Linked DNA regions of Mus musculus: region 2 is linked to region 1. Evidence: chromatin contacts called from ENCODE Hi-C data. All regions are on one chromosome and are shown on one strand. The core of a region is the stretch at or near the end of the contact, and the rest is flanking DNA. Distances in the headings are between cores, read along the strand shown. Region 1 holds the start of Siglecf (sialic acid binding Ig-like lectin F). Region 2 holds the start of Lim2 (lens intrinsic membrane protein 2).

Region 1 (2,886 bases), core at 97-2,596:
GAGAAATTTGACTCTACCTGTGTCATCTCCCCAGGACACCCTGATGGTCATCTTCTGTGGAGCATCTGCATAGACACATATGGTTGTTTGCTTTCAGAGGAAAGATGGCTGCAGGTATTCCACCCCATTGGTCTTTTCTCCTCCCACAGTCTTAGCATTCAGGAACCATCACCCAGTTCTAACCCCTCCATCCCACACCCCTAATCTCCCCTCCCCAGAGACCCAGGTCTGGACACTCACAGATGACACTGAGCTGTTGAGTCCTCTCCACAGTAACACCAGTGCCAGGTAAGTTCACCTGGCAGGTGAGGTTGGTGCCATTGTCCTGAGGCCTGGGTGTGAGGTTCAGCTCTGAGGAGAGGGTGGTCCTGTGGCCCAGGGAAGTGAGGGCAGATGACATCCAGGAAAAGATGGGGGGTGTCCCCTGCTCACAGGCCCAGGGCACAGAACAGAGCAGTTTGGTAGAATTGCCAGACACCAGGGTAGATGTGACTTGGATGTTAGGGACCTCAGTCAGAGCTGGACAGAGAGAAATAGAGACACAAGATGTGCTGGGGATCACTATGTATGACCCTATTTCAAGCCAGGCTTCTCTCCCAACCAACCTCATTATGCGGTCTCCAGGGCACCCAAAGGCTTTTAGAACAAGGACCTCCACATATCCCCTCTTCACTTACCTATCACAAGCACAGAGAGCATTGACTTCTGAAAACTGTATTTCACAGAACCATCCAATCTGAAGAAGTACGTCCCTGTGTCGATTTTCTGTGCATCTCTGATGTCCAGGGAGCAATTATGACTATTTTCCTTCCCCATGAGATAGAATCGACCTTGAGCTTCCTTCAGTACTGATCGCTGTGGGTCATTTGTAGCCACTGGAGAGCCGCTGAATATATTGGCCCCCTCCCGGAACCAGTAGCCAAAGACAGGACCTTTGGAATTGGGGTACTGGACTTGGCAGGCTACAAAGACGCACAGGCCCTCCTGCACTGTCACTGAACCAGTCACTGAGAGCGAATAACCGTCCGTAGCCAGGCACCCTGCAAAGAAATGAGGGTTATCTTGGTCCTGTCCCACTAGCCCGGTCCCTGTTCCCACTCACCTGCCCACAGCAGGGGCAGCAGCCATGCCCACCGCATCACACAGTGAAAGGCTCTAGGTTCCTGTGGGTGGCCAGAGAAAGAAAACTTGATCAGTTTGAAGTGGATCCCTGGGGTGAGGGTCACAGGCTTCAATGTCACAGGACTGAGAAGTCGTCCTACTAACCTAGTCCAGGAATGAAGAGAGACAGAGTGACTGACCACAGAGAGGGAACTTTCCACCCACAGGTTATCAGCACTATCAAGGCCCTGGAAAGTAAACACTTCCACTTTTCATGTGTATCATCATGGGAGGCAAAGTCGATGAGGAAGACCCACCCTCCACTCCTGAACTGTAGCATTTGTTTCTCATTTGTTTGTATTAAGAAAGAGGTTAATGCACAGAGGGAACACAGACTGGACCTAGGTCCCCTACCCCATATGTAGCAGATCTGCAGCTTGATCTTCATGTGGGTTCCCCAACAACTGGAACCCTCCCTGAGTCTGTTGCCTGCGTGTGGATCCATTTTCATAACTGGGCCTCCTAGTCTGGCCTCAGTGGAAGAGGATGCACCCAGTCCTGCAGTGACTTGATGCACTGTGTGTGTGTGAGGTGCTGGGGGGCGGAGGATAGTGGTGGTAGGGGTGTGGTATGATACCCAGAGGTCTCTCCTTTCTCAGAGGAGAAGGGAGGATGGGGGAAGAGTCTGTGTGAGTGGGTACAGTGGGTACTGGGAGGAGAGCGGGGCTGATATTGGGATGTAAAATGAATGAATAAATAATTTTTTTAAAAAAGGAAAAGGTTGATGATCAGGGACATGGCTCAGCAGGTAAAGACATTGGCCAGCCACTCACATTGTGGAAAGAATGAACTAACTCTCAAAAGTTGCCCTTTGACCCCCTACTACTGCTTGGTGGCACACTCAAACCGTGGTGGGCAGAGAGAGAGGGGGGGGGGGAATTCAAAATTCAATAGTTGTTTAATGTATAAAGAAGAGGAGGAGACTGGAACTCTAATTGCCTAAATAACTTTTCTGTTGCTGTTATAGAATATCCAGATAAAAGCAACTTAAAAACAAAAATAGTTTCTGTTGGCTCAGAGTTGGAGGTTGCAATCCATTGTGATGGTGAAGGCATGGCTACAGGAGTGTACAGTGGTTGGCCATACTTCACCTTCAGTCAGGAAGCAGAGTGAGAAGTGACGGACTATTCTCAGGTCACTGTATAGTCTAGGATCCTAACCTATGAAACCAGAAGTGGGTGGGTTTCCTCACTTCAGTTAATCTAATCATGATAATCACCCAAGGCATGCTGAGGGCCCATGTCCCAGGCGAGTCTGGACCTCAAGTTTCCAATAGAGGTTAACCACCAGAGACACAGACTTACACAGGGCATCCACAGGAAGACATGGGGCGAAGACTCCCTGTCTTAGTCAGGGTTTCTATTCCCGCACAAACATCATGCCCAAGAAGCAAGTTGGGAAGGAAAGAGTTTATTTGGCATACACTTCCATACTGCTGTTCATCACCAAGGAAGTCAGGGCTGGAACTCAAGCAGGTCAGAAAGCAGGAGCTGATGAGTAGGCCATGGAGGGATGTTCCTTACTGGCTTGCTTCCCCTGGCTTGCTCAGCCTGCTCTCTTATAGAATCAAGACTACCAGCCCAGAAATGGCACCACCCACAAGGGGCCCTTCCCCCTTGACCACTAATTGAGGAAATGCCTTACAGTTGGATCTCATGGAGGCATTTCCTCAACTGAAGCTCCTTTCTCTGTGATAACTCCAGCTGCGTCAAGTTGACACAAAAC
Region 2 (3,243 bases), core at 74-2,573, 79 kb before region 1:
TTTGTGTCTATGTATCTATCACTCACCCAACTACCCATTATCTTTCTATCCTATCTATATCAGCCAATCAATCAATCAACAATTAATCAATCAGTCAACTCTATTCATCCATCCATGGACCCATTTATCTATAATTACATGGTCTGGCACACAGTAGATAGGAAAGAGTCCTTCACCTGGCATGCAGCCCATTAACAGCCTCTGTGGTCCCTGTCTCTAACACTATTTATTGGCTCATAGTATTAATTTATTGTTTAATTATTTGTATTTTGAAACAGGGGCTATGAAGCCTCAAACTCACAATCCTCGTGCCTCCACACCCAAAGTGCTGAGATGACAGACATATGCTACCATAAATAGCTCACAGCTTATATATAAAAAAAACAAAATGTTTTTTAAAAAGTGAGGTGTCCTATCCTTACCGCTGCATCTGCCACCCCATTAACCCAACCACAAAACTTTACACCCTGTCCCTGCAACTAGAAAACAATCCAGAGATGCAAAGCCTGTTCCATCCCTTGTTGAGTATCTTAGTGCAAGGACCTGTACCTCTCTGAGCTATCATGCTTTCCCTGTGCCAGGGGTGATGGTGTGAGGCGGTGCTCTGGGGGAGGGCTAGACCTTAGTACCACTCAGACCCTGGCCTCAAGGCTCACCGATGCTCTCGGTCTGCAGGAAGCACTTGTTGCCCAGGCAGTAACGCCACAGGCCCTGGTGTGCGAAGGACCCCGACAGCCGGTACTGCATCCAGTGGTCAGTTGCTGTGGCTACCACCAACAGGATGGTCCCCACCCAGGCACAGAAGAGGCCGCCACCCATGAAGCTGTACATGGTGATCTGTGAAAAAGGGAGAGCTGAGGTTGTAAATGGCTATCCTGGGCCTGACAGGAGGGTTGGAATCTGGACCCTTGAGTGAAAGGAAGGTTGGGGAATAGACTTACGGGTCTAAAGGAAGAGAGTAGGGCTAGAGACTGGATTCTTGGGTCTGATGGAGGAGGGCAGGTGCCTAGATCCCTGGGTCTGATGGAGGAGGGCAGGTGCCTAGATCCCTGGGTCTGATGGAGGAGGGCAGGTGCCTGGACCCCTGGGTTTGAGGGAAGAGGGCGGGAAGTCTGGATTCTTCATTCCAGACAGGAAGATGTCCATGAGCCTCTATTGGCTCTTGGTGAGGAAGGGCTGGAGCTAGGATTCAAGTTCCCAGGAGAGAAGGGCTTGGGAGTCCAGACTTGTGGGTAGGGGGCTGTGGGTCTCATGCTGGTGCTTACCTGAGTGGCAGAGTCTGTTCTGAGCCCTCCTTCTGCCACAGCCCCTCTGTGGATACTGAGCCGAGCCAGGTTGCTGGCATCTCTGCCTCGTGGTTCCCCCAAATCCCTTAAGCCTCACCACACAATGACTGCATGGCCTAGCAGCTTCCAGCAGGCAGAAACACAGTGGCAGCAGAGGCCCCAATGGAATTTGCTGAAGCAGGGGACAAAGGGGCCCCATCAACCTCTTGTCTGTGACCCTCCCCATTTCCCAGGTTTTATTCCCAGTCCCCACCCTGGGTATCCTGACTCTTACAGAAAGCAAAACCCACACAAAGAGATAAGAGTAGATAGACACCGTTTTATTGTTCAACCTGGGCTTCCCAGCTCAAGGGACAGGAAGCAGCAATGGCACGGGTGGATATAGGTATCTAGACATGTCAGGCCAAGGGGTTCTTTGTACGGTAGGATCAAGGGCTTGTCAGAGCAGGGCTGGGACACAGCAGCTGCTGGGGCTGGAGCTGGAGTTGAGCAGAGCACTGTTGTTAAGTAAAGGTGAATATGAGATATGATAACTGCAGATGAGGACCAGGATGTGGGGAGTGAGCCCAGGCTAGTAGTTCACACCAATCTTAACCCTGACTGAGAGAGCAAGACTGGGATAACCGGTTTTAAAACAAAGCAAAGCTGGGAATGACAGGAGGCCTTGTGGACCAGACCTTTAATCCCAGAAAGCTGAGACAAGAGGATCGCAAGTTCAAGGCCAGCTTGGATACTTGCTGAGACTCTTTCTCAAGATAAAAATAAAAGAGGATTGCAATTTACTTTAGAGTTACAACTTACTCCCGAGTTTGACTGGCACCCGGGAGGATAGCACAAAACAAAACAAAACAAAACAAAACAAAACAAAACAAAACAAAAAACAAGCAAACCGGCAAATAAACAAATTGGGGATGAGAGTGGGTTTGGACTGAAGGCCAAAAGGTGAGTGGGGAGTTGGTGAAGATGGGCTGACTGTGGAATGGAGAGAGGAAGGGCTTTGGGGGGGGATGGTTTGGTCTGGAAATGGGGTTGGAGCAGCCTTGAGAGCACTGAGAACATTACTATTCCGAGTGGAATAGTAAGTAGCTGGGGTTGGGATGTTGTGAGGCTGGGCATGGAGTTTTCTTATTTCTAGGGCTGGTTCAGGCTTTACCAGGTGATCTGCAGGAGGCTTTCAGAGATTGTAGTCTGGGGGCTGGGGAGACTGTAGGAATGATATTTCTCAAGGTACCTCTGAAGCTGTAAGAACACTGGGCTCTGGGAACATCCCGGGGTGACCAGGTACTGGATGCTCTTCAGGGTCCTAGTAGTCTGCCTCCCAGTCTTCAGATAGTCCTCCAGCTTCCTTCTGCCCATCCTGGGATGGTGGTGTCACTGGTGGGGTACTGGGGCCAGCCCCAGGCTCCCCTGCCATGTTCCTCTCCCGCTCTTCAGCTCTTTCAGGGCCCCTTTGTGACTGTGCCCAGACCCTGCCCCTGCCCCTGCCCCTGCCCCAGCCCCGGGAAGGCCTGCGTCGAACTTCCCAGCCTCCACGGGCCTGGCCCGATCTCCTGGGTGGCCTCCTGACTGTGTCTGGCCAGATGTGGCTTGGCTGGGCAGTGCAGGAGCATGGCGGTAAAGACTGCTGGAGGTTGTAGGTCCCCAGGAGGGCACTGTGTAGGAGGTAGGACAGGGTGTCTAGGCGGATGGGGACAGTGACAGAGGCCAGTTGCTCTGGAAGCCCCAGGTGGGTTGGGTCTAGGGTGCTCAGGAGCGAGGGTGGCAGGCCTGGGGTGGCTGAAGTAGGCCATGACTCAGTCCCAGCTGACGGCAAAGAAAGGTTGTCCCTAGGAACATAACAGGGTGGTCAGTACATCTGACCTGGTACCTTTGAACAGCCTCCAGGAGACACAGTACCTGTGACTTCCTCCATCCACTGTCTTATTCCCTTTTCTGATTAATCTCAGGGCCCAACATT

What was found. Hi-C counts contacts between places; a loop is a spot of excess contacts on that map.
Region 2: a loop to region 1 is called in a map of CH12.LX, with 2.1 times the contacts of the local background. The contact joins the promoter of Lim2 here to the promoter of Siglecf in region 1. A Hi-C loop is called at or near these places in 2 of 37 maps with a recorded cell type or tissue (CH12.LX and v-Abl transformed pro-B cells).

Annotation. Positions count from the first base shown.
Region 1 is chr7:43,349,801-43,352,686 of GRCm38, reverse strand. It overlaps Siglecf (sialic acid binding Ig-like lectin F), which reads right to left and starts at 1,346. Exons shown (of 10, transcript NM_145581.2): 1 at 1,267-1,346; 2 at 1,103-1,163; 3 at 678-1,040; 4 at 241-519; 5 at 18-65. The coding sequence starts at 1,139.
Region 2 is chr7:43,428,179-43,431,421 of GRCm38, reverse strand. Lim2 (lens intrinsic membrane protein 2) reads right to left here and starts at 1,323. Exons shown (of 5, transcript NM_177693.4): 1 at 1,266-1,323; 2 at 657-837. The coding sequence starts at 831. It overlaps Gm38999 (predicted gene, 38999), which reads right to left. Exons shown (of 2, transcript NM_001370852.1): 2 at 1,586-3,112. The coding sequence ends at 2,590.